3 separate regions of the Homo sapiens genome follow, and regions 1 and 2 are each linked to region 3. The links are chromatin contacts, found by Hi-C or POLR2A ChIA-PET in ENCODE. All regions are on one chromosome and are shown on one strand. The core of a region is the stretch at or near the end of the contact, and the rest is flanking DNA. Distances in the headings are between cores, read along the strand shown. Region 1 holds the start of MIOS (meiosis regulator for oocyte development). Region 2 holds the start of GLCCI1-DT (GLCCI1 divergent transcript). Region 3 holds the start of DAGLB (diacylglycerol lipase beta).

Evidence for each region. Hi-C counts contacts between places; a loop is a spot of excess contacts on that map. ChIA-PET counts read pairs that join two places held with the same protein, here RNA polymerase II (POLR2A). Pooled maps may share reads with other maps.
Region 1: a map of gastrocnemius medialis shows a loop between it and region 3 (5-fold over the local background). The contact joins the promoter of MIOS here to the promoter of DAGLB in region 3. A Hi-C loop is called at or near these places in 1 of 168 maps with a recorded cell type or tissue (gastrocnemius medialis) and 8 of 50 pooled maps. POLR2A ChIA-PET finds 5 or more read pairs at or near these places in 1 of 52 experiments (activated B cell).
Region 2: a pooled map shows a loop between it and region 3 (4-fold over the local background). The contact joins the promoter of GLCCI1-DT here to the promoter of DAGLB in region 3. A Hi-C loop is called at or near these places in 5 of 50 pooled maps. POLR2A ChIA-PET finds 5 or more read pairs at or near these places in 3 of 52 experiments (B cell, T-cell and activated B cell).

Annotation. Positions count from the first base shown.
Region 1 is chr7:7,565,099-7,568,362 of GRCh38, reverse strand. It overlaps MIOS (meiosis regulator for oocyte development), which reads right to left and starts at 1,479. Exons shown (of 13, transcript NM_019005.4): 1 at 1,291-1,479; 2 at 675-756; 3 at 240-337. MIOS-DT (MIOS divergent transcript) reads left to right here and starts at 2,298. Exons shown (of 5, transcript NR_110084.1): 1 at 2,298-2,449. RefSeq lists an enhancer at 689-758 and a silencer at 1,009-1,658.
Region 2 is chr7:7,967,154-7,970,310 of GRCh38, reverse strand. GLCCI1-DT (GLCCI1 divergent transcript) reads left to right here and starts at 1,559. Exons shown (of 5, transcript NR_110018.1): 1 at 1,559-1,767. GLCCI1 (glucocorticoid induced 1) reads right to left here and starts at 1,515. Exons shown (of 8, transcript NM_138426.4): 1 at 504-1,515. The coding sequence starts at 960. RefSeq lists an enhancer at 53-142 and silencers at 623-702, 793-852, 933-1,332, 1,543-1,692.
Region 3 is chr7:6,446,169-6,449,271 of GRCh38, reverse strand. DAGLB (diacylglycerol lipase beta) reads left to right here and starts at 1,318. Exons shown (of 15, transcript NM_139179.4): 1 at 1,318-1,524. The coding sequence starts at 1,430. RefSeq lists an enhancer at 1,061-1,110.

The DNA of each region.
Region 1 (3,264 bases), core at 230-2,729, 1.1 Mb before region 3:
ACAAATCTTGTAATACTCCAAAACCATAAAACCGAGATAAAATCTATCCCATTTCCATCTCACAAAGCTGTGACAATCAACTGAAATGAGCTCTTCACATCACACAGATGTTAGTATTACTACCATTCCCTTAATCAGCCCTGAAAGTTAATGTTTTTTCCAAATTTTGGAGACATTAAAAAATTAGGTGTAGAAGGGGTGCGGTCTGCAATAATTACAGCTTGTATTTATATCCTCACCTTTCAAGTTTAACAAGTCTCACTTCCCATCAGTGATTTCTCAGCAAAGGAAAGCCATGCTGATTCTGTGTTCATTCACCAGAATATTTGCAACAGCACTGTCCAAAAGAAATACAGTGTGAGCCATATGATTTAAAAATTTCTAGTAGCCACATTTAAAAAGTAAAATTAGGTGGAATGAAATTTAAAAACACATTTTATTTAGCCAACATATCAACAGCATTATCCTTTCAATATGTAATCAATGCAAAAATTATTGAGGATTTTTACGTTTTTTTGGCACCAACTCTGGGAAATCCGATGTGTATTTTACACTTATAGCACATCTCAATCCCATGTGGCTACTGGACAGTGAAGTCCAACACATTAAAATACTACTCAGTGTACAAAGGATCCAACCACATGCTTTTTGATGTTGTCTTTTACTTTTCTTACCGTGGCAAATTACGAGAGCGGTTTCAAGAAATTTCCACCATCAGCATCTTCGAGGAGATGCACTGCACATATCCAAATTTCCCTTAAAATATACAAAAGGCCTGCAGTCATTTGCTAACCTATTCAGCAAAGTCCACAACATGTGTGAGGTTTCATTCATCCTCTTAATTTTCATTACTCATATGAGAAGAGAACAGAGCTCACCGGGAGACAGGCCGTTTAAGAAGTATAGTATTTAAGAGGGTACAACGGGAACAGGGCACGTTGCTATTCTAGGTAAAGCAGGAATCTGAGTCCGACTCTCCCGCTCCAGGCACCTGGCTGAGCCTCCCGGGAAAGGCTGGGACGCCGCTCCCCACAAGCCCGCCGCGGCGAAGGCTGTAGCGTGTTCCCTGCGCCCCGAGGAGGTCTCCGCAGGTCCCACGGCCGCCCGCAGCCCCCGGTGGCTCCCGCTGAGGCCCGGCCAGGCGGCCGGCCGCCCGGCGCGATTACCCTACAGCGCGGAACGCGCTCCCCGCCGAGACGCCCGGGCCTTTCAACTAGGCTATCTCCGGCCCCTCGCTGCGGCCGCGGCGCTCCCGAGAGTCGAGACGCGAACCGGGTCGCGCTCACTGACCTGAGGTGGCAGCGCGGCCGCCGCACAGCCGCTTCCGGCCGGGACACCGCCCCGCCCGCCGCAGGAGCCCGGACGCGGGCAAGATGGCGGCCGCGGCCGTGCGGCCCGTGACCTGGACCACTGGGCTGGGACCCACGACCCCACCACCACGCCTGGAGGACGCGCAGCGGCGCCTCGGCCTTGGAAGGGGAGTTTCCCAGCGCGAGCCCCGCCCTTCCCCGCCCGGGAGGCGCCTCGGGGCGGGGTCACTGGCCGGGAGGCCCCGCCTTCCGCCCGAAAGCGCCGGTGCACCCCGCAGGCCCTGCCCGTGGGTCCACAGGCCGGATCCCCGGGTTCCTAGGCTGGGACTGCTTCTCAGAACCACTCTGTCGTTTTTAAGCAGGGTCACACACTCTAGCTCACTGGGTCCATTTTAATTTCTATTAAACATTTTTTTTTTTTTGCAAATGATGTAGTAGGAGATCCAAGGTGTTTGGTTAATGATTTATTCACTCATTAGTCATTCCACAAACTTGTCTTGAGCACCTGTTATGTACCCAGCACTGTGCTGGAATGCTGAGGAGACAGGAGTGAAGTAAAAAGACATGGTTCCGGCAGGAAACAGGCAAGGAGAGCCTTGACTTGGTAGGGCTAACACAGTGCTACACAGGAGGGACGCCCGCTCGGTGTCGGGGGTCAGCAAAGCTTCCTTAAGGACCACTAGGTTGAGACAAGAAGGATGAGTATGGGATTAGCCAGGAAAGGGAAAAGGGCAGTGGGAACTGGAAGAGAAGAGCCTTCTAGGACTGGGAAAGAGCAAGTGCCGGGTCAGGAGAGAGGACATAGCAGTGAGGAGGCAGTAGGTATGGATGAATGAGCAGAGGAAGTGGGGAGAGATTAAGGTGCTTTCAGAAACGGGTTGGAAACCAGTTTAGTGAGTTTGGATGGCATTTACCTAAAGGCAATGTTAGAGTCATCGAAAGTTTTTAATCAGGCAAGTGGTATGATCAGTTTTTTGTTTTGTTTTGTTTTTTTTGAGACGGAGTCTGGCTATATCGCCAGGCTGGAATGCAATGGCGCGATCTCTCCTCACTGCAACCTCCGCCTCCCGGGTTCAAGCGATTCTCCTGCCTCAGCACCTCGAGTAGCTGGGACTACAGGCGCGCGCCACCACGCCCAGGTAATTTTTTGTATTTTTAGGAGAGATGGGGTTTCACCATGTTGGCGAGGGTGGTCTCATTTCTTGACCTCGTGATGCGCCCACCTCGGTCTCCCAAAGTGCTGGGATTACAGGCATGAGCCACTGTGCCCGGCCAGTATGATCAGTTTTTGCGCAGAGAGCTGGAGGGATAGAGTATCAGAATGAGGGATGATAGAAACGCAGGTTACCAGTGGCACGGAGAGTGGGCATGGAGAGAAGTGGGGGCCCTGGGGAATACTTAGAAGGCGGGATGAACAGAGCTTGGTGACTGACCAAGTGAATGACGGTGAAAGAGGATTCCAAGTTTTTTGTTCCCAAAACTGAGTGAATGGTGCTGCCTCAGGTGTCACGAGTCTGACCTCGAGGCAGTCTTCAGATGTCTGACAGTCTTTGCTTGTCTGTTCATGATTAAAAGTGGGTGGTCTTGGGCTTGTGGTGGTGATGGCTGTAAACAGCATAATGAGCTTAGTCCTGATGATCTTGGTGGCAGATGGTTTTGATAAGATGATGAGTTTGGGGAAAGTATTGCCTTTCCAATCCTGCCATTAGAAGAATGTAGGCTGAAGAAAGTGCTGTATTACTGAGAGGAGACATGACAGTATTCATCACTTCAAACACTATCTTGCCAATCTTCTCAGTGGTTTTGACCCTGGCCTCAAACCCCCACACAAAACCTCAGATCAATACAAATCTCTTCCTTATCCACTCCTACTATACATAGTTGAGGACAACTTTTCTGCTTGCACTCAGGAGATGACACTGCCTCCTACTTCAGAAAAGAAAATTAAAACTAT
Region 2 (3,157 bases), core at 310-2,809, 1.5 Mb before region 3:
GCAGATATCATTACATCCAGCCGATATCCTTACATCGAAACTAATGCCACCAACCCTCTAAAAAATAAAATACTATCCCGGTAGTTACAGGCACGTTAGGAACTTTGCAGAAAAGCACAAAGAGACGGTAGAGATTACAACCGCCACCTTATCCGCTGCTGAAGAGTTTGTGTGCGTGTTAAGTGTTTCGCCCAGCTTCTCCTTCCCCGGCTACAAACGGCAAACACACGAATGAGCTAGCCAGCTCTTAAACTGAAAAACCTCTCGAAGCAGGCGAGTGATGGAAGAGAGACTCTGAGGGGCGGCATGAGGGTCAAATAAAAGTCGCTTTTCAGTTCGCTCCTCCAAGCCCCACAGCGACCGCAGGGGGGTGAGATTCCCAAAGCCACTTTCACACCTTCGATAATGCACTAGCAAAGAGAAGCCCGAAGAGGCTGAAGTTTCCACGGAGGGCACCGTCGGGGAGACGCAGCCCGGGAGGACGGGAGGGTTGGGCTCGCTACCTCTGCACACGGGCGAGCCGGGGCTCCGTCTCTCAGGTGAGCTGCTCCTCCGGTGGCTCTCTGGGGACCGTCTCGGGCGGCCCTTGGCCCGCGGCGCCTGCTCGGCCGGGGCTGCGGCCGCCGGCGGCGTCGGGCTGGACGGGCTGGGGCCGCGGGCCGCGCCGGGCCCCGGGAGGCTGCCCAGCGAGGCGGCGGCAGCGGCGACGGGCGGACGCGTGGGACTGTGCTGGCTGCCCCGCAAGAGCTGGTAGGGCACCGTGGCGCGGATGGGCTGCAGCAGCCGGCCGGCTCCCGCAGCCGGGGCGCAGCCCACGCCGCCGCCGCCGCCCGCACCGTTCCCGCTCCCGGCGGCGGCGACGGCGGGCGGGGACCCCGCGGCGCTGCGCCTCATCCTCTGCGACGGGGGATGAGGGGTCTGAGAGGAACTGGAGGAGGAGGAGGAGGAGGCAGTGGACATGGTGGCTCTGCGGGCCCTGGACGCCGCCGGCCGACACGGAGGCGCGGGGCGGGAGGCGCGCGAGCGTGTGGGAGCCGGCGCGATAGTGCGTGCGAGTGTGTAAGGGGGAGGGGCGGGGGTATCGCTGTGGGGGAGGAGTCTCGGGGCTCCCCCTCCCCAACGCACACCCCCGCCGCCTCGGCGAGGGGGGAGGGGAAGGCTGCGAAAACAAACGTCCAACGGCCGCAACCGCCCGGCTGGGCTCGGTGTGGCGGTCACGGCCGGGGCCGCAAGGAGCCCGGAGCCGCCGCCGCCACCGCTCCAGGCATCGTGCTGACAGGGCAACGGCCCGGATCACGCAGCCCCGAGGGCCGCTCGCAGCCTTCTCCTCAGCCCTCGCAGGGCTGCACGCACGGGAGAACCCGGCAGCTGCAAGGAGGGCCGGGACCCCTGCTTCTGGGGACCAGGGTAGAGAGAAAGGGCCTCGAGGTGCTGGCGCTCCTCGGAGTCCGCGCCACCGCAAACGCCGCCGCCGCCGCCGCCGCTTCTACCCACTCCTCACTCCGAATGGCAACTAATTCGCCCCAGCCGCACCCCGCCCCCGGCACCGCCTCCCAGCGCCCAGGACCCGGCAGCTGCCGCAGCGAGCATTTCCATTGGCTTAGGCGCTCCCCACTAGAACTCGAGTGATTGGTTCTGGAATAGGAGTGAGAGAAGCAGTGTCCAATGACAATGGTGCCTCCTACTTTGAAGGCGGGGCGTGAGGGGTGGCAGCGTGAGGTGGGGGCTGTGCGCGCAGGGAGGAGCGTAAAAGTTGACAGCCTTGAGGTAAGTGCGAGACTAGGAAAGTGGGACTGTGTGTGTCCTGCGCGTGTCCCGACACCCCCAGACACGCAAACGCCCCGCTAGGCAGGTTGCAGGGGCTCCACCCTCCTGGGCCGTCTGTATGACTTGAGACACAGGACACATGAGGCAAACTTTAATTTGCAAGTACACCTGCATCCGGTGGGATGTTTTAGTTAGAACCAGAAGACTGGATCTCTTTTAGTAAGCTGAGTTTTCGTGACCAGTAGCCTTATTAATCAAAAGAACTTCTGGTGATCAGGAGAAATGTCTGGAACCTGCACTGAACAAAGTAAAATACTCTTACAGCCTAACATTTGTAGTTATGCAGTGAAAAGAGATTATCAAGTTCTATGTTCCAAGACAATAACACTGAATAGCAGGGGTCAACAAGGAATTTTATGTCATTACACCATCAGTTAGATATATTAATGAAGGGCGCCCCTGGCTTTTCCGAAGCAGATAGCTTCTTGGGAGGAATAAATACCAGATGTAATGTAATAATCCATTGTGGTAAATTTGTTTTTTATTCTGTAATGAAACTGAAAGCGTACAAAGATTTTGGATGACTATCAAAAACATAAATTTACCCCACAGTAAACCAAGGTTTTAAACCTTAATCGGGAGCAATTAATGTAAGGATCTTCATCAGATAACTTTCATTAATTTTCAAGAGGTTAAAAGAGAAGCACAATGTCAAATTGGTCTGCTCGTGGTGTCTGCCCACACTGACAAGCTTCCTCTGATTTCAGGCACTATATGCAGGGGTCACTTTCACGTACAGGAGCCATCCTTCTTTTCTTCCTTGTGTGTTCAGACGAGAAAGCATACTAGGTTCAGTAAAAAAATTGATGAAACTCAATAAAAATACAAAAATTTCATGCAGTACTTCATCCAAGTAAAACTAGTGATAGTTCCTCAGTTTACCACATATTATAATAAGAGCTAACATTTATTCACCATGTGCCAGCCGCTATTCTAAGAACATTATGTGTGTTAATTCATTCAGTCCTCATATAATCCACAAGGTAGATACTATTATTATCCTTACTGTGGTCTCAGTTGTGGCATAAATAAGCTGTCTTGCCTGAGATCACATAGTTAGTATATGGGGAGCTAAAAATTTCACCCAGACAGACTGGCTCAAGAGTCTGAGGAAGCACTCTGCTATAGTACCTGGCAGCTCAAAGCTGTGGGGTACATAATCTGTAGAGTATTCACAATGGCCCACAAATCTCATCTGTGAGATAAGTTCCCATCAGTTCAAAGGAAATTTTACAAATGAAGACAGACCACTACTTTTTTTTTGTTTTCCAGAATAACATATATTTTAATTATGAATAAAAACTTTACTCTTTCAAATTTTATATAAATG
Region 3 (3,103 bases), core at 69-2,568:
CCGCCAGCTGCAGGGTGGTTTCAGACCCTGAACTCGAGGGGTTCCTAACACGGGCTCCTTACAGCAAGGGGCACAGATGGAAGCAATGTTGTCCCATGCTTGCAAGTCTCACAGAACGGGATATGAGTCCCACACCTGCCATTGACAGCCTGGGTCTCTAGGCTAGCTAATTCCTCCAGGCCTGAAGCGTCCCTCCTTATAAAATGAAAATTTCGGTCAGGTGTAGTGGCTCACGCCTGTAATACCAGCACTTTGGGAGGCTGCGGCGGGAGGATGGTTTGAGGCCAGGAGTTCAAGACCGGCCTGGGCAACAGAGTGAGACTCCGGTCTCTACAAAAAATAGGAAAATTTATGGAGAAACCCCATCTCTACTAAAAATACAAAATTAGCTGGGCATGGTGACACATGCCTGTAATCCCAGCTACTCAGGAGGCTGAGGCAGGAGAATCGCTTGAACCCAGGAGATGGAGGTTGTGGTGAACCAAGATCGCGCCATTGCACTCCAGCCTGGGGCAACAAGAGCAAAACTATGTCTCTAAATAAATAAATAAATAAATAAATAAATAAATAAAAATAAATTAGCCGGGAGTGTGGCACGTGCCTTTGGTCTCAGCTACTCAGGAGGTTGAGGTGGGAGAGTCGCTGGAATCCAGGAATTCAAGGCGGCATTCAGGAGTTCAAGGCTGCAGTGAGTCATGATTGCGCCACTGCACTCCACCCTGAACGACAGAGCCATACGCTGCCTTAAACAAACAGACAAACAGGGCCGGGCGCAGTGGTTCACGCCTGTAATCCTAGCACTTTGAGAGGCCCAGGCGGGCGGATCACTTGAGGTCAGGGGTTCGAGACCAGCCTGGCCAACATGGTGAAACTTCGTCTCTACTAAAAATACAAAAATTAGCCGTGGTGGCGCGCTCCTGTAATCACAGCTACACCGGAGCCTGAGACAGGTGAATCGCTTGAGCCCGGGAGGCGGAGGATGCAGTGAGCCGAGATCACACCCACTGCACTCCAGCCTGGGAACAGAGCGAGACTCCGTCACCAAAAAAAAAAAAAAAAAAAAAAAAAAAAAAAAAAAAAAAAGGAAAAGGAAATATCACCAGAACGGATATCACTGCACTCTTCACGAAAAAGAAAAAGAAAATACCAGAACGGATTTCACCGACCGGCAGACCTGCAATCGACTCAGCCAGCGCCTTCCGGATCAGCGTTTCTGCGCAGGCGCAGACAGCTCCGGCGGAAGAGGCGGTGTAGGGCTCAGTGCGCTTGCGCCGATCTCGGCCTCAGCGTGAGCATGCGCAGGTCCCCGCCCTCGCTGCGTTTGCGCTTGAGCGCCGATAATTTGGTGGCGGCGTCCGGAGGGTGCTGGTTTGTTCTCGGTGAACGGCGCGCGGGGTCTCTCCTGAGTGCGAGCTACGGGACCTTCGCCATGCCGGGGATGGTACTCTTCGGCCGGCGCTGGGCCATCGCCAGCGACGACTTGGTCTTCCCAGGGTTCTTCGAGCTGGTCGTGCGAGTGCTGTGGTAAGGACGGCGGCTACGGGGGCGGTGGAGCCCACCGGAGAGGGAGCGGGGGGCGAGCTGTCCCTTGAGACGGTGACAGAAGTGGCTTCCCAAGCACTGTCGCGGTCCCAGCGCTGGCCACGCATCCTCTTATCGAGTTCTCACCACTGCCCGAAGAGGTGGGCAGTGGTGCTGTGTCCATTTGACGGATGACAAACCGAAGCCCCCAGAGTGTGTGGGCTGACCCCGGGGGACAAACAGGGGGTTTCGAAGTCCGCGCAGCAGGACGCGAGCACCCCTTTGTGTGCAGCGCCGAGACCTGGCCCTGGGGTGCCACGAGGGTGTTACCGCCGGCAAAAGCCTTGGCCTCGAGTTCTCCTTTCTTGAGGCGGGAGCAGCCACTTGTGCCCTTCCTTCCCTTTGTACGGGGCACTTGAATCTGCAACACGAAGGATAGGAAAAAATACCGAGCCGGTTGTGGCTGCATTTCGTGAGAAGCAGACAGGCTCAACATACAACGCTGTTGTCTTTCAAAGTGTGGAATCAGTGGGAAGTGGCATTGGTACCTGAAGTCTGTTCCCAGAGGATCTGTGCAGGGAATGAATCATTGTTATGCAAAAGTAGATTCTTGGCTGGGCGCCATGGCTCACGCCTGTTATCTCAGCACATTGAGAGGCTGAGACGGGAGGATTGCTTGAGGGCAGGAGTTTGAGACCAACCTGGGCAACATAGTGAGACCCCTTTTCTTTTTATTTTTTTGAGACAGGGTCTCACTCTGCTACCCAGGCGGGAGTGCAGTGGTGCGATCACCACTCACTGCAGCCTCAACCTCCTGGGCTCAAGCGATCTTCCCACTTCACTCTTCCAAGTAGCTGGGACCACAGACTCGTGCCACCACGCCCAGCTAACTTTTTCTATTTTTTGTAGAGATGGAGTCTCACCGTGTTGCCCAGGCTAGTGTCCAACTCTTGTGCTCAAGTGATCCTCCTGCCTTGGCCTCCCAAAGTGCTAGGATTACAGACGTGAGCCGCCGTGCCGGGCCTAGATCTTTTATTGTTGGCAATTATATTCCAGGCCAGGTGCAGTGATTCATGCCTGTAATCCCAGCACTTTGGGAGGCCAAGGCAGGAAGATCACTTGAAGCCAGGAGTTCAAGACCAGTCTGGGCAACATAGCAAGACCCTGTCTCTACAAAAAGAAAATTATATTCCAAAGTGAACCTTGCCTTGTTTTGGAAAATATTAACTCCTTTTATTTCTTTTTTTTTTTTTTTTTTTTTTTTTTTTTTTTTGAGACGGAGTCTCATATCGTTGCCCAGGCTGGAGTGCAGTGACACGATCTCGGCTCACTGCCACCTCCACGTCCCAGGTTCAAGCAATTCTCCTGTCTCAGCCTCTCGAGTAGCTGGGACTACAGGTGCGCACCACTACGCCCAGCTATTTTTTTTTTTTTTTTTGTATTTTTCGTAGAGACAGGGTTTCACCATGTTGATCAGGATGGTCTCGATCTCCTGACCTTGTGATCCGCCCACCTCACCCTCCCAAAGTGCTGTGATTACAGGTGTGAGCCACCGCGCCCTGTCCCCTTTTATTTCTTTGTA